Linked DNA regions of Homo sapiens: region 2 is linked to region 1. A link is a contact called in ENCODE Hi-C data. All regions are on one chromosome and are shown on one strand. Each heading gives the region's core, a stretch centred on a gene start or an enhancer-like site at or near the end of the contact. The rest is flanking DNA. Distances are from core to core; before and after follow the strand shown. Region 1 holds the start of JOSD2 (Josephin domain containing 2). Region 2 holds the start of IZUMO2 (IZUMO family member 2).

Region 1 (6,631 bases), core at 1,780-4,279:
CCTGTCACCATCTCTTCTCCCAACCCAAAGCAAGATGCAGTTTCCATGACAACCTGGCCGGCCAGAGAGGGGGCAGGGGACTGCAGAGGAAACTTTCCACATCAGCAGGGAGAAAGAGGGTGTGCTGCAGGGGAAAGGGGGGCACGCAGGGTTCCCAGAACCCCCGGTCACCATGCTCACTGTGCTGGACCCGGGAAAGTGGACAGAGCACAGGGAAGGGTTCTCCCGCCTCCACTCCCGCAGGCCCACGCCCCCACGCTGGGCCTGCGGGGAAGGGGGAAGACTGAGCCCAGAGGCTCAAGGGTCAGATGTCCAAAGAGCAGCGGCTGCCCAGGCCTTGTGCAGCGGGCAGCGAGCAGCCCAGGGAGCCAGGCCCCAGACACCGCACTCAGGGCCATGGCCGACAGGGGCCCGTGGAGGGTGGGCGTGGTGGGCTATGGCCGCCTCGGTGAGTCCCTGACCATCCTTGGCCTCCTTCCCCAAACCCCTTCCTAAAGCTCCCAAGACTCTCTGCCCTCCACAAACACTTTTTTCTCTCTCTATCTGCCCCTGGCTGTGTCTCTGGGTCTGCCCACTGCACCCCCACCCCAGGTCTCTGTCCTCTCCGTCTCTGTCTCCCTTCTCTCTGGGCCTCTGTCCACCCCACTGTGTCTCTGCCCTGCCCCCATCTCTGTCTCCCTACCCCGCAATCTGAGTCTGTCCCCACCTCCTCTCTCTCTGGGTCTCTGTCCCCACCTCCTCTCTCTCTGGGTCTCTGTCCCCCTCTCTCTGGATCTCTAGCCCTCTCCTTTCCCTCTCCCCAGGACAGTCCCTCGTCTCCCGCCTCTTGGCTCAGGGACCAGAACTTGGCCTAGAACTTGTTTTTGTCTGGAATCGTGACCCAGGACGAATGGCAGGGAGCGTGCCCCCTTCCCTGCAGCTCCAGAACCTTGCTGCCCTTGGGGAAAGGTCAGTGACCTTGCCATGGGAGAGTGGAGCTCCCTGAAGCTCCTGTCCTGGCTCTCTTAGCCACTGTGTGATCTCAGGGGTTCCCTGACCCTCTCTGGGCCTTGGTTCAAGCAAATGTGAAACAGGACGAACCCATTCATCTCATTTCGCCTCCCAGGTCAGGGAGAAGAAGGGCAGCCCTCAGTAGACTCGGAGGGAACCTTGGGGAGAAGAGGCCTAATACCTCTCCAAGACCCTCCGCCCTCTTTCCCCTCTCCCAGGCGCCCTGATCTGGTTGTGGAAGTGGCCCATCCCAAAATAATCCATGAATCTGGGGCACAAATCCTGCGCCATGCCAATCTCCTGGTAAGCCCCACCCCAACCATTTACGCAGAGCCCTGCCCCTTCTGTCTTGGTCTCACCCCACCCTGAAGTGGATATCCTTCCCTGACCTCAACCCTCCCCTCCTTCATCCACCCCAGGTGGGGTCCCCCTCAGCTCTAAGTGACCAGACCACAGAGCGGCAGCTCTTGGAGGCCTCACAGCACTGGGACCACGCCGTGTTTGTGGCCCGAGGGGCCCTGTGGGGCGCTGAGGACATCAGGAGATTGGATGCAGCTGGGGGCCTCCGGGTGAGGCCTGCTGGGCTCCCCAGGAACCAGGGGAGGCCTGCAAAGACCCCACTCCCCCTAACCCGGGCTCTTGCTTCCAGAGCCTTCGTGTCACCATGGCCACACACCCCGATGGCTTCCGGCTTGAGGGACCCCTGGCTGCAGCCCACAGCCCTGGGCCTTGCACTGTGCTCTACGAAGGCCCTGTCCGTGGGCTCTGCCCCTTTGCCCCGCGAAATTCCAACACCATGGCGGCGGCTGCCCTGGCTGCCCCCAGCCTGGGCTTCGATGGGGTGATTGGGGTGCTCGTGGCTGATACCAGGTGAGCAGAGCTAAGCAGGGTGTTGGGCTGAGTCCAGGCTCTCCAGACTGACTGCCCCTCTTGTCCCAGCCTCACGGACATGCACGTGGTGGATGTAGAGCTGAGCGGACCCCGGGGCCCCACGGGCCGAAGCTTTGCTGTGCACACCCGCAGAGAGAACCCTGCCGAGCCAGGCGCGGTCACCGGCTCCGCCACCGTCACGGCCTTCTGGCAGAGCCTCCTGGGTGCGGCCAGGCCCCTCTCCCCCGGCCCTGGGCTCCTGTGTTCTGCAGAGCTTGGGGGTCCCGGGCTCTCACTAGTTCTGCAGTTCTGGTTCTGTATTTGTTGACCTTTCTTTCTTTCTGACCTTTATTTCCTTAACCTCTCTCCATGACTTTGAATCCTGGCACTGTAGATGTCTCCATTTGTGCCCGCCTCTGATCGAGACTCTCTCTGTCTCTGTCCACCCCCAGGGCTCTGTCCCGCTCTCTCCGGGTCTTCCTCCACCGCCCCCCTGCCCTGTCCCCTCCTCCCACCACTGCCTCCCCCAGGCGTCTGTCTCCTCATCTCTCCTCTGTCTCATTCGCTCATTCCCCTCTCCCCGCAGCCTGCTGCCAGCTCCCCTCCAGGCCGGGGATCCATCTCTGCTGAGAAGCCTCCTCCCTCCCGAGACAAGATCATCTGCCTGGCCTCTCACCACCACCATCCCACCCCTGCCCTGCCCCACTTCCCCAGGGTCTCCCTTCTGACTCAGTAAAGATCACCGCTGCCTCCCCCCGCACCGCCTGGCGTCTCTGATCCCTTTCCCTTGTGTGACGTCACGCTGCGTCTGCGCACCGCGCATGACGCCATCGCCGGGGGCGAGCACCCATGAGAGCGCGGCGCCAGGAAGCTATCGCGAGAGCCTACCTACTAAGTTTCCTAGAATCTCTGAGCAGTAGTGGGCGCGGCCGTATGCGAAAGAAGGGCCTCTGAGGCGCACTTCCGGGACCTGCCGCGGAGCCCGACGGAAGTTGTAGTGCGGCATTTCCTAGGCCCGACGGCCGACTTCAGGGCCACGCGGCCCGGGCGTTCCGTGTGGAGCAGGAGTCCCGCGGGGCCCCACGGGAGTCGTAGTCCGGCGCGCGGGGATCACCGGGAGCTGTAGTCCGTCCCGCCTGCCCAGTCAGCGCGGTGTTGCCCGCCCCGCACTCGGAGCCCAGAGCCGCCGCCCAGGAAGGGGATGCGGAAACCCCTGGCTCGGTGGAGCGGAGAGGCAGGCGGGGTGAGGGGCGTTGCCAGGCAAAGGGCGAGCGCCGTGGCTGGGGTGCGGGTCGGCGAAGGGCTCCATTCCTTGGTGTCCGGGGAGGGGGCCTGGTTGCTGGGTGATAGGAAGAGGAACTCCTGTTGCTTAGTGACTGGGGAGGGGGCCCCGTTGCCAGGTGACAAGAGCAGAGAGCCTCGCTGCTACATGACCGGGGAAGGGGAGTCTTCTGTTGCTAGGAGACCAGAGGGGACCCTATCACCTAGAGACAGGGGAGGAGGATTCTCTATTGCTAGGTGCTCGGAGGACAGACTTTGTTACCTAGTGCGGTGGGGAGGGGGCTTTGTTGCTAGGTAACCACAGAGCGCCCTGGTTACCTAGGGACGGGGAGGCAGGTTCCTCTGTTGCTAGGTGACCATGATAGGGACCCTTTTACTTAGAGACCTGGTGAGGGTGGTTTTCTGTTGCTAGGGGAGCAGAAGAGACAGCGTTTTTCGTAGGAATAGGAATAAGGGATGGAGGGACGTGTGCTGCCAGGAGACTGCCAGGGAGCGGGGTCAGGGGCCCAGTGTCTTCCTGGGCTGCTCCGAGTCCCAGCTCAATCAATGGCGATGCCCCAAAGGCCTGCTGGGAGGCTGGACCTCTAGATCCCGGGCCCCTGAGGACCTTCTCCCCCTCCCAACCCCCAGCAGGAGCCGAGGACGGCATGTCCCAGGCCCCGGGAGCACAGCCGAGCCCACCCACCGTGTACCACGAACGGCAGCGCCTGGAGCTGTGTGCTGTCCACGCCCTCAACAACGTTCTGCAGCAGCAGCTCTTTAGCCAGGAGGCTGCCGATGAGATCTGCAAGAGGTGACCGTCACCCACCCCAGCCCCTGGAGCAGCAGAGCTCTGGCGGAGTGACCCACCTGGGTCTCGCCGCCAGGCAGGCGCTGAGCCTTGGGGGCTTTCTTCTGCTCCGCGCTCACTTGCCTAAGCTAGACGCTGGGACTCTGGGGAGATGTTGCCTCCTGTGCCTGTCTGTCCCTGTGGCCTCAGCCCCAGCCAGACCTCAATCCAGTGGTTCTTTCTTTTTTTTTTTTTTTTGAGACTGAGTCTCACTCTGTTGCCCAGGCTGGAGTGCAGTTGCGCGATCTCGCTCACTGCGAGCTCGGCCTCCCGGGTTCATGCCATTCTCCTGCCTCAGCCTCCCGAGTAGCTGGGACTACAGGCACCCGCCACCACGCCCGGCTAATTTTTTGTATTTTTAGTAGAGACGGGGTTTCACCATGTTAGCCGGGATGGTCTCAATCTCCTGACCTCGTGATCCACCCGCCTCGGCCTCCCAAAGTGCTAGGATTACAGGCGTGAGCCACTGCACCCGGCCCAGTGGTTCTTTCTTTAGAGACAAGGTCTGGCTGGTCTTGAACTCCTGAGCTTAAGTGATCCTCCCACCTCAGCCTCCCCAGTAGCTGGGATTACAGGCTCACCCAGCTTCAGGCATCTCTTATCTGGGCCCTGTCACAGCTCTCCAGTCCATCCTAAACACGCCCCCGCCCTACTCAGGGCCCTCCTCATAGCGGAGGCCGAGCCTGCCTCCGCATCTTCAGCCCTCACGGCCCCCCTCAAACCAGACTCTCCACTCCCGTGAGCCCTTCTGTGCGGCCTCTGGGCTTCCAGGTACTTCTTTCTGCCCGGCATGGCTTCCTTCTCTGCCAGCATGGAATGTTCCTCTTCACTATTCACAATGTCCAACATCACTCTTTGGCCGGGCGCAGTGGCTCACACCTGTAATCCCAACACTTTGGGAGGCTGAGGCGGGTGGATCACTTGAGGTCAGGAATTCCAGACCAGCCTGGCCAACAGGGCGAAACCCCGTCTCTACTAAAAAATAAAAATAAATAAAAAATAAAATTAGCTGGGCGTGGTGGCACATGTCTGTAGTCCCAGCTACTCTGGAGGCTAAGGTGGGAGAATTGCTTGAAGCTGGGAGACAGAGGTTTCAGTGAGCCGGGCAACAGAGCAAGACTGTCTCAAAAAAAAAAAAAAAAAAAATCACTCCTTTACCATCTCTCACTCCCTCCTCTCTGTCCCCATGTCCCTGGCCCCAGCTCAGGCCTGACCCTCTCCTGCCCAGCCTGCCCATGGCCTCCAGTCTGTCCCTGCCTTCAGTCCCCACTTGATCCTAGAGAGTCTTTCTACACCTGGAGATGGCCCTGCCTCCCCTGCCTCTTGCTCCAAGCCTCCTCCGGCTCTCGGACATCTTAAGAGTCCCAGCCCCTCAGACTGATTATTATGGTATTTAGTCATCTCCTCTATCATTCGCAACAAGGACCCATCAGCTCTTTCATACAAAAGCCATGCTGGAGACCCTGAGATGACTCAGACACAAGTGCCAGCCTAAGGGTGGTGAGGGAAACACACACACACACACACACACACACACACACACACACACACGAGCGTTTTCCTCCCATGTCCTGCCTGCCCAGGGTCCAGATAGGGAACAGAGGTGCAGCTGTTCAGAGGCAGGGCCCAGAGACAAGTGGTGACAGGCGGAAGAGCCTTCCTAGGCAGGGGAAGAGCTGGAGGAAAGGTTGGCGGGGGTGGGGCGGGAGGCGGTGGGCACCGGGGATGTGGCTGGGGACAGGGGACCAGGAAGGAGGGTGCTGAGGCTCTGAGGTGAGGCCACCAGAGCCAGACCACGCAGGGCCTTGTGGGACTCTGTCCTGGGGGAAATGAGGCAGCAGAGTGGGCTGTGAGCAGGGGAGGGGTGAGGGCAACCCCGTGGGAGAAGCAAGCAGTGTTAAATCAGGGTGATGCGGGCAGCTGTCATCGTTGAGGTGGCTCAGTTCACTGGGGGAGCCCAGACAGGGCCCCGATCCAGCCTGGAGGTCAGGAGGCTCCTCTCAGAGGACGTGACATCTGAGGTGGGCCTTGAAGGACAGAGGAAGGGACTGGCGGAGGGACAGGGACTTTGTCCAAGGCATTGGGGAGCCATGGGAGAGCTGAGAGCAGGAGAGGGCCAGGGCCGTGTGGGAATGGACTGGAGGGAGGCTGGAGGCTGCGGGAGAAGACAGAGCCCATCTGGGGCCTTGGGGACAGGGCAGAGTCAGGGCAGGAGAGACAGGACTTGGGGACAGGGCAGAGTCAGGGCAGGAGAGACAGGACTTGGGGACAGGGCAGAGTTGGGGCAGGAGAGGCAGGACTTGGGGACAGGGCAGAGTCGGGGCAGGAGAGGCAGGACTTGGGGACAGGGCAGAGTCAGGGCAGGAGAGACAGGACTTGGGGACAGGGCAGAATTGGGGCAGGAGAGGCAGGACTTGGGGGTGGATGAGTTGTGGGGTCTGAAGCGGGGAGAGTCAAAGGCTGAGGCAACTTGTGGCCCCTGGGACCCCCATTTTGTGGGGAGGCCTTTCCAGGGGTCCCCACCTCAGCTCTGGCCACCCCCACTACCAGGTTGGCCCCAGACTCCCGGCTGAACCCTCATCGCAGCCTCCTGGGCACCGGCAACTATGATGTCAATGTGATCATGGCCGCTCTGCAGGGGCTGGGCCTGGCCGCCGTGTG
Region 2 (6,631 bases), core at 2,534-5,033, 350 kb after region 1:
AGTGGCTCACGCCTGTAATCCCAGCACTTTGGGAGGCCGGGGTGGGTGGATCACGAGGTCAGGAGTTCAAGAACAGCCTGGCCAACACAGTTAAACCCCATCTCCACTAAAAATACAAAAATTAGCTGTGTGTGGTGGCGCGCGCTTGTAGTCCCAGCTACTCAGGACGCTGAGGCAAGAGAATCGCTTGAACCCGGGAGGCAGAGGTTGCAGTGAGCTGAGACCATGTCGTTGCACTGCAGCCTGGGTGACAGAGTGAGACTCGGTCTCAAAAAAAAAAAAAATACAAAAGTTAGCCGGTGTGGTTGTGCACACCTGTAGTGCCAGCTACTCGGGAGGCTGAAGCAGGAGAATCGCTTGAACCCAGGAGGCAGAGATTACAGTGAGTCGAGATCGTGCCACTGCACTCCAGCCTGGGCGACAGAGAAAAACTCTGTCTCAAAATAAACAAACGAACAAACATATCATCCTTTTCTTTTCCTTTTTATTTCTTGAAACAGGGTCTTGCTCTCTGCCCCAGGCTGGAGTGCAGTCGCGAGATCATGGCTCGCTTCAGCCTCGATTTCCCAGGTTTAGGCGATCCTCCCACTTAAGTCTCCCAAGTAGCTAGGACTACAGGCGCATGCCACCATACCCGGGTATTTTTTTTCTATTCTGTGTGGGAGCCTGAGGCAGGACGATCACTTGAGCCCAGGAGGTTGAGGCTGCAATGAGCCGAGATCGTGCCACTGCACTCCAGCTTGAGCGACAGAGGGAGAACCTTGACTCCAGAAAAAAAAAAAAAAAAAAAAATTATGTCAATGGTATTGAGTTGTAGGTTTCACTGTGGGTTTTTTGTTTGTTTGCTTGCTTTGTTTTGCTCTTTGCTGTTTTCACTTGGATCCATTCATGGCATGGTGTGGACAGGCTCATCTGTTCTTCTAGCTGCTTGCAGGGTCCTGTACCACAGGCGACCCACCTCCCCAGTGAGGACACCCAGCTTGCCTTTGCCTCCCAGTGCCGTCAACAACACAGTGATGGACGTCTGTGCGCCTGGAGAGCGAGTGTGGGAACTTCCTCAGCCACTTTTGCTGGGGTGTGAAATCTGATGATAGTTCATCTAACTTATGTTTTACCAAATTAGCATGGCTGAACCCGATAAACAAAACCGGTTCTGCATCCCAAGCCTTCCTGCCTCACACCCAGGCCTGAGGGTTTGGGGCTTGAAGCTGAGGAATGAGTGGCCTTCCCATCCCATTCTGGCCACCCCTTCTTCAGTCAAACAACAGCCCCTTGACTCCCTGCCTGAAAGGCAGATGGTAATAGGGGATGAGGAAAAGGACGCACACGTTAATATCTCAGGTTGATTTCTCAAATTATGGCCAGCACGGCATTAGGTAGACAACTGGGTGATCCTAAGAAAGGTAGGCGTGGGTGGCAAGGCCTGACTCTCAGTCCGGGAGCAGAGAGAATTTCACTTGGGTGTGAGCACCTCCTTGTGGCCTGATCTCACACTTTGTAATCCCAGCACTTTTTGAGGCCGAGGGGGGTTGCGGATCACTTGAGGTCGGGAGTTTGAGACCAGCCTGGCCAACATGGCAAAACCCCATCTCTACTAAAAATTCAGAAATTAGCCGGGCGTGGTGGCACACGCCTGTAGTCCCAGCTACTCAGGAGGCTGAAGCAGGAGAATCGCTTGAACCTGGGAAGTGGAGGTTGCAGTGAGCTGAGATCGTGCCACTGCACTCCAGCCTGGGTGACAAGAGCAAGACCCCATCTCAAAAATTAAAAAATAAAAAAGGGAACCCAAAGAGTCCTCTCACCCTCTTTTTGCCATGTGAGGATACAAGAAGAGAGCTCCACCAGAACCTGACCTTGCTGGTGCTCTGCTCTTGGATTTCCAGCCTCCAGAGCTGGAAGAAATAAATTCTGTTGTTTATAAGCCACCCAGTCTATGGAGTTTTGTTGTAGAACCTAAACTATTAATAAGACAACTGCCCTCTCCTACTCTGCCTCTCTCTCCTCCTCTCTCCCTCAACGTAGTAATATTTAGTCTTAATTAATTTAATCTCTCTGAATTAATATTTAACTATATATTAATATATCATATTATTTTGACATTTGCTATATCTCTGTGTATACTATTATAATGTCTTTTAGTTGAATTTCTATGATTTAATTGATATTAAATTCATCTACATATATAGAGAGATACAGCGAATGCAAAATGTGAAGTCATATCTGAGTGTTTATTGGGTCATCCTTGCAACTGTTCTCCAGATTTTAAAACTTTCAAGATGAAAATTGCAGGGAAAAACAAAGTGCCCTTCCCTCAGTATACCCTCCCTTGTGGATTCATTGATTTGCTAAATATCTGTTGAACAACTAGTACACGCTAGGCGCTGGACAACAGCAGGGAACCAGACCCTACCTCCTGGCCTCAGGGAACTCTCTTAACTGTATCACACTGTGTATTTGCTTCCCAGCAGGTAATGCAGTTTGTCAGTATTTCAGTTACTCATCTGTGTACCAGGTTTTACGTTTCTCTTCCTGCCACTCCCTCCCATCCCTGCTAGCCTGAACTCTATGAGCAGAGATTGTGTTCGTCTTATGTCAGTCTATCTCTGGAGCCTGGCACATAGTAGGTGCTCAATAAATATTTGTTGAGTTAATTAATTTAAGTACTGCAAGCACAAGAACCTCTTGTTTTTCTCAGCTCTAGCTCTGGGGGCCTTGAACAGCACCTGGCACATAGTAGGTGTTCAATAAATAAATATGTGTTGCATGTAAGGTTGAACGCAGTGGCCTGTAATCCCAGCACTTTGGGAGGCTGAGGCGGGTGAATTACTTGAGGTCAGGAGTTCCAGACCAGCCTGAACAACAGGGTGAAAACCCGTTTCTACTAAAAATACACAAATCAGCTGGGTGTGGTGGTGCGTGCCTGTAATCCCAGCTACACAGGAGGCTGAGGTAGGAGAATCTCTTGAACCTGGGAGGCAAAGATTGCAGTGAGCTGAGATCGCACCACTGAGCTCCAGCCTGTGACACAGAGTGAGACTCCATCTCTCTCTCTCTCTCTCTCTCTCTCTCTCTCTCTCTCTCTCTCTCTCTCTATATATATATATATATATATATATATATATATATATATATAAATTATCTGGGTGTGGTGGCATGGTAACCCCAGCTACTCGGTTGGCTGAGGCACAAAAATAGGTTGAACCTGGGAGGTAGAGCTTGCCGTGACCCGGGATCGCCTCACTGCACTCCAGCCTGGGTGACAGAGCAAGACTCTGTCTCAAAAAAAAAAAAAAAAAAAAAAAAAAAAAACAATATGTGGGCCGGGCGTGGTGACTCACACCTATAATCCCAGCACTTTGGGAGGCCGAGGCGGGCAGATCACCTGAGGTCAGGAGTTTGAGACCAGCCTGGCCAACATGATGAAACCCCGTCTCTACTAAAAATAAAAAATTAGCCGGACGTGGTGGCGCACGCCTGTAGTCCCAGCTACTTGGGAGGCTGAGGCAGGAGAATCACTTGAACCCGGGAGGCGGAGGTTGCAGTTAACCGAGATCACACCACTGCACGCCAGCCTGGGTGACAGAGTTGAGACTCCATCTCGGGAAAAAATAAATAAATAAATAAAATAAAACAATATGTGTTGAATGAATAAATTTAAGAGGAATTAGTAAGTTCCAAGAGGGGTTGAGCAGAGGCTTTCTGTTTTTCTTGACTTTCTCTCTAGGTTCTAGAACCATGCCTGGCACATAGCAGGTGCTCAGCGAACACGTGCCTGTAACACCGTGATGCTCCCTGGGCCTCCTGACCGCGCCCTCGCCTGGGAGGCGGGGCGGGCCGGGTTCTCTCTGTGACGTCACAAAGGCCCCGCCATGCCTCTGGCTTTGACCCTTCTGCTGCTCTCGGGCTTGGGCGCCCCCGGAGGCTGGGGCTGCCTGCAGTGCGACCCCTTGGTGCTGGAGGCCCTGGGTCACCTGCGCTCCGCCCTCATCCCCAGTCGCTTCCAGTTGGAGCAGCTGCAGGCGCGCGCCGGGGCCGTGCTGATGGGCATGGAGGGGCCTTTCTTCCGGGACTACGCGCTGAACGTGTTTGTGGGGAAAGTGGGTGCGTGTTGGGAGAAATTGGGCAGCGGGGCTGGGCGAGGGATGCCGGAGACCACGCCCCCAAGAGGGGTCGGGGCCAGGCCTGGAGGGGGTGAGGTCACTTGGCTCTCTGGGGGGCTCACTGGAGTGTCCTCTCCCTTCTCCCCCCAGAGACAAATCAACTGGACCTTGTGGCGTCCTTTGTCAAGAACCAAACGCAGCACTTAATGGGTAACTCTCTGAAAGGTAGGAGAGACGAGGGAACGCCTTCTCCAGCACCCCTCTTCTTTCCGCCGGTCTGCCCCACCTCCCTTGAATATAAAAATAAGAGCAAACACGCATGCAATGTAGCCTTTTTTTTTTCTTTTTTAAGAGACAGAGCCTCACTGTCGCTCCGGCTGGAGTGCAGTAGCGCCATCACAGCTCACTGCAGCCTCGACCTCCAGGGCTCCAGCGATCCTGCCGCCTCAGCCTCCCAAGTAGCTGGGACCACAGGCATGTGCCACCACACCTGGCTAATTTTCTACTTTTTAATTTTTTGTAGAGACTGGGTCTCATTATATTGCCCAGGCTGGTCTCAAACTTCTGGCCTCAATAAATCCTTGTGTCTCAGCCTCCCAAAGTGCTGGGATTACAGGTGTGAGCCACTGCACCTGGTCATAAACCAAGATACTCTTTTATTTATTTATTTATTTTTATTTTTTGAGACGGTCTCGCCCTGTCACCCAGGCTCGAGTGCAGTGCCACAATCTCTGCTCACTGGAGCTTCCGCCTGCCGGGTTCAAGCGATTTTCCTGCCTCAGCCTCCCGAGTAGCTGGGATTACAGGCACCCACCACCATGCCCGGCTAATTTTTGTATTTTTAGTAGAGACGAGGTTTCACCATGTTGGCCAGGCTGTTCTCAAACTTCTGACCTCAAGTGATCTGCCCGCCTAGGCCTCCCAAAGTGCTGGGATTATAGGCGTAAGCCACCATGCCTGGCCAAACCAAGATACTCTTAACAGGCAGGATATTCCAAGGAAATAGAGGTTACCTTCTGTGAGCCAGGCAAGAGCCAAATTTTTTTGGGGGGGAGCGGGGGATGTGCAGGATTGGGACAACCCAGGCCTGCTCAGTTAATCCTTTATTGCCCGATAAAATATGTCAAATGGAGGGAGATGCTAAGGAGGAAAAAAATAAAGCAGGGACCACGGAATAGCAAGTGCTGTGAGTAGGGGTGGGGATTGCAGCTTAAAGTAGGGCATCCAAAAAAGATGTCCCTTAAAAAGGAGCATGTGAGAAAAGACCTGAAGGGGAGAGGGAAGCAGCCATGAGGGGGTCTAGGGGTAGAAGGGTGCAGGCAGAAAGAACAGCTGGTGGAATCCCTGAGATGGGACTATGTTTGGCATAGTCACAGAACATCCAAGAAGGCCAGAGTGGAGTGAGACGGCGACATTGTCTCTATGGAAGATGAGATCTTAGAGTTAAGGGGAGGGAATGGGTATTTTGAATATTGAACAAACAGGATTTGTTGCCAGTCATGCTGACGAATTGCACAGGGATATAAAAAAAAGAAAGGCGTCAGCCGGGCACAGTGGCTCACGCCTGTAATCCCAGCACTTTGGGAGGCTGAGGACGGTGGGTCACCTGAGGTTGGGAGTTCAAGACCAGCCTGACCAACATGGAGAAACCCTGTCTCTACTAAAAATACAAAATTAGCCAGCTATGGTGGCACTCCTGTAATCCCAGCTACTCAGGAGGCTGAGGCAGGAGAATTGCTTGAACCCAGGAGGCGGAGGTTGCGGTGAGCTGAGATTGCGCCATTGCACTCCAGCCTGGGCAACAAGAGCAAAACTACGTCTCAAAAAAAAAAAAAAAGAAAAAGGAAAAGAAAAAGGCGTCAAAGCACCAAGGATTTTGAATTGAGCAATTAGAATCATGACACATCTATTTACTAAGATGGAGTAGACTGGGAGGTTGGGAGTAGGTCTGGAGGAGAATAACGAGGGTTCAGTTTTGGACTTAGTGGGTTTGAGATGCCTCTTAGACATCCAATTGGATATCTTGACCAGATAGTTGGGTATATAAATCCCACCTTCAGTGAGCCCTCTGGGCTAGTAATATAAACGTGGGGGGCATCTGTGTATAGAACAGCACCATCCAATAGAAATAGAATGTCAGCCACAAATAGGAGTCACATATGCAATTTTAAATTTTCTAGTAGCAGCCGGGCACGGTGGCTCATGCCTGTAATCCCAGCACTTTGGGATGCCGAGACAGGTGGATCGCCTGAGGTCAGGAATTCAAGACTAGCCTGGCCAACATGGTAAAACCCCGTCTCTACTAAAAATACAAAAATTAGCCAGGTGTGGTGGCGGGCACCTGTAATCCCAGCTACTCAGGCTGAGGCAGGAGAATCACTTGAACCTAGGAGGCAGAGGTTGCAGTGAGCAAAGATCACGCCATTGCACTCCAGCCTGGGCGACAAGAGCAAAACTCCGTTTGAAAAAAAAAAAAAAAATTCTAGTAGTCACATTTTTAAAAAGGTAAATAGAAACAGGTGAAATTAATT

What was found. Hi-C counts contacts between places; a loop is a spot of excess contacts on that map. Pooled maps may share reads with other maps.
Region 2: a map of ovary shows a loop between it and region 1 (5-fold over the local background). The contact joins the promoter of IZUMO2 here to the promoter of JOSD2 in region 1. A Hi-C loop is called at or near these places in 1 of 168 maps with a recorded cell type or tissue (ovary) and 2 of 50 pooled maps.

What each region holds. Positions count from the first base shown.
Region 1 is chr19:50,507,589-50,514,219 of GRCh38, reverse strand. JOSD2 (Josephin domain containing 2) reads left to right here and starts at 3,029. Exons shown (of 5, transcript NM_001270639.2): 1 at 3,029-3,103; 2 at 3,772-3,934; 3 at 6,521-6,631. The coding sequence starts at 3,789. ASPDH (aspartate dehydrogenase domain containing) reads left to right here and starts at 307. Exons shown (of 7, transcript NM_001114598.2): 1 at 307-448; 2 at 804-948; 3 at 1,209-1,293; 4 at 1,410-1,559; 5 at 1,640-1,860; 6 at 1,930-2,084; 7 at 2,447-2,617. The coding sequence starts at 397. The coding sequence ends at 2,490. LOC124904747 (a long non-coding RNA gene) reads right to left here and starts at 2,802. Exons shown (of 3, transcript XR_007067300.1): 1 at 2,749-2,802. RefSeq lists enhancers at 1,835-2,424, 2,728-2,847, 3,342-3,848, 3,849-4,356 and a silencer at 3,048-3,177.
Region 2 is chr19:50,160,433-50,167,063 of GRCh38, reverse strand. It overlaps IZUMO2 (IZUMO family member 2), which reads left to right and starts at 3,783. Exons shown (of 7, transcript NM_152358.3): 1 at 3,783-4,101; 2 at 4,251-4,325. The coding sequence starts at 3,870.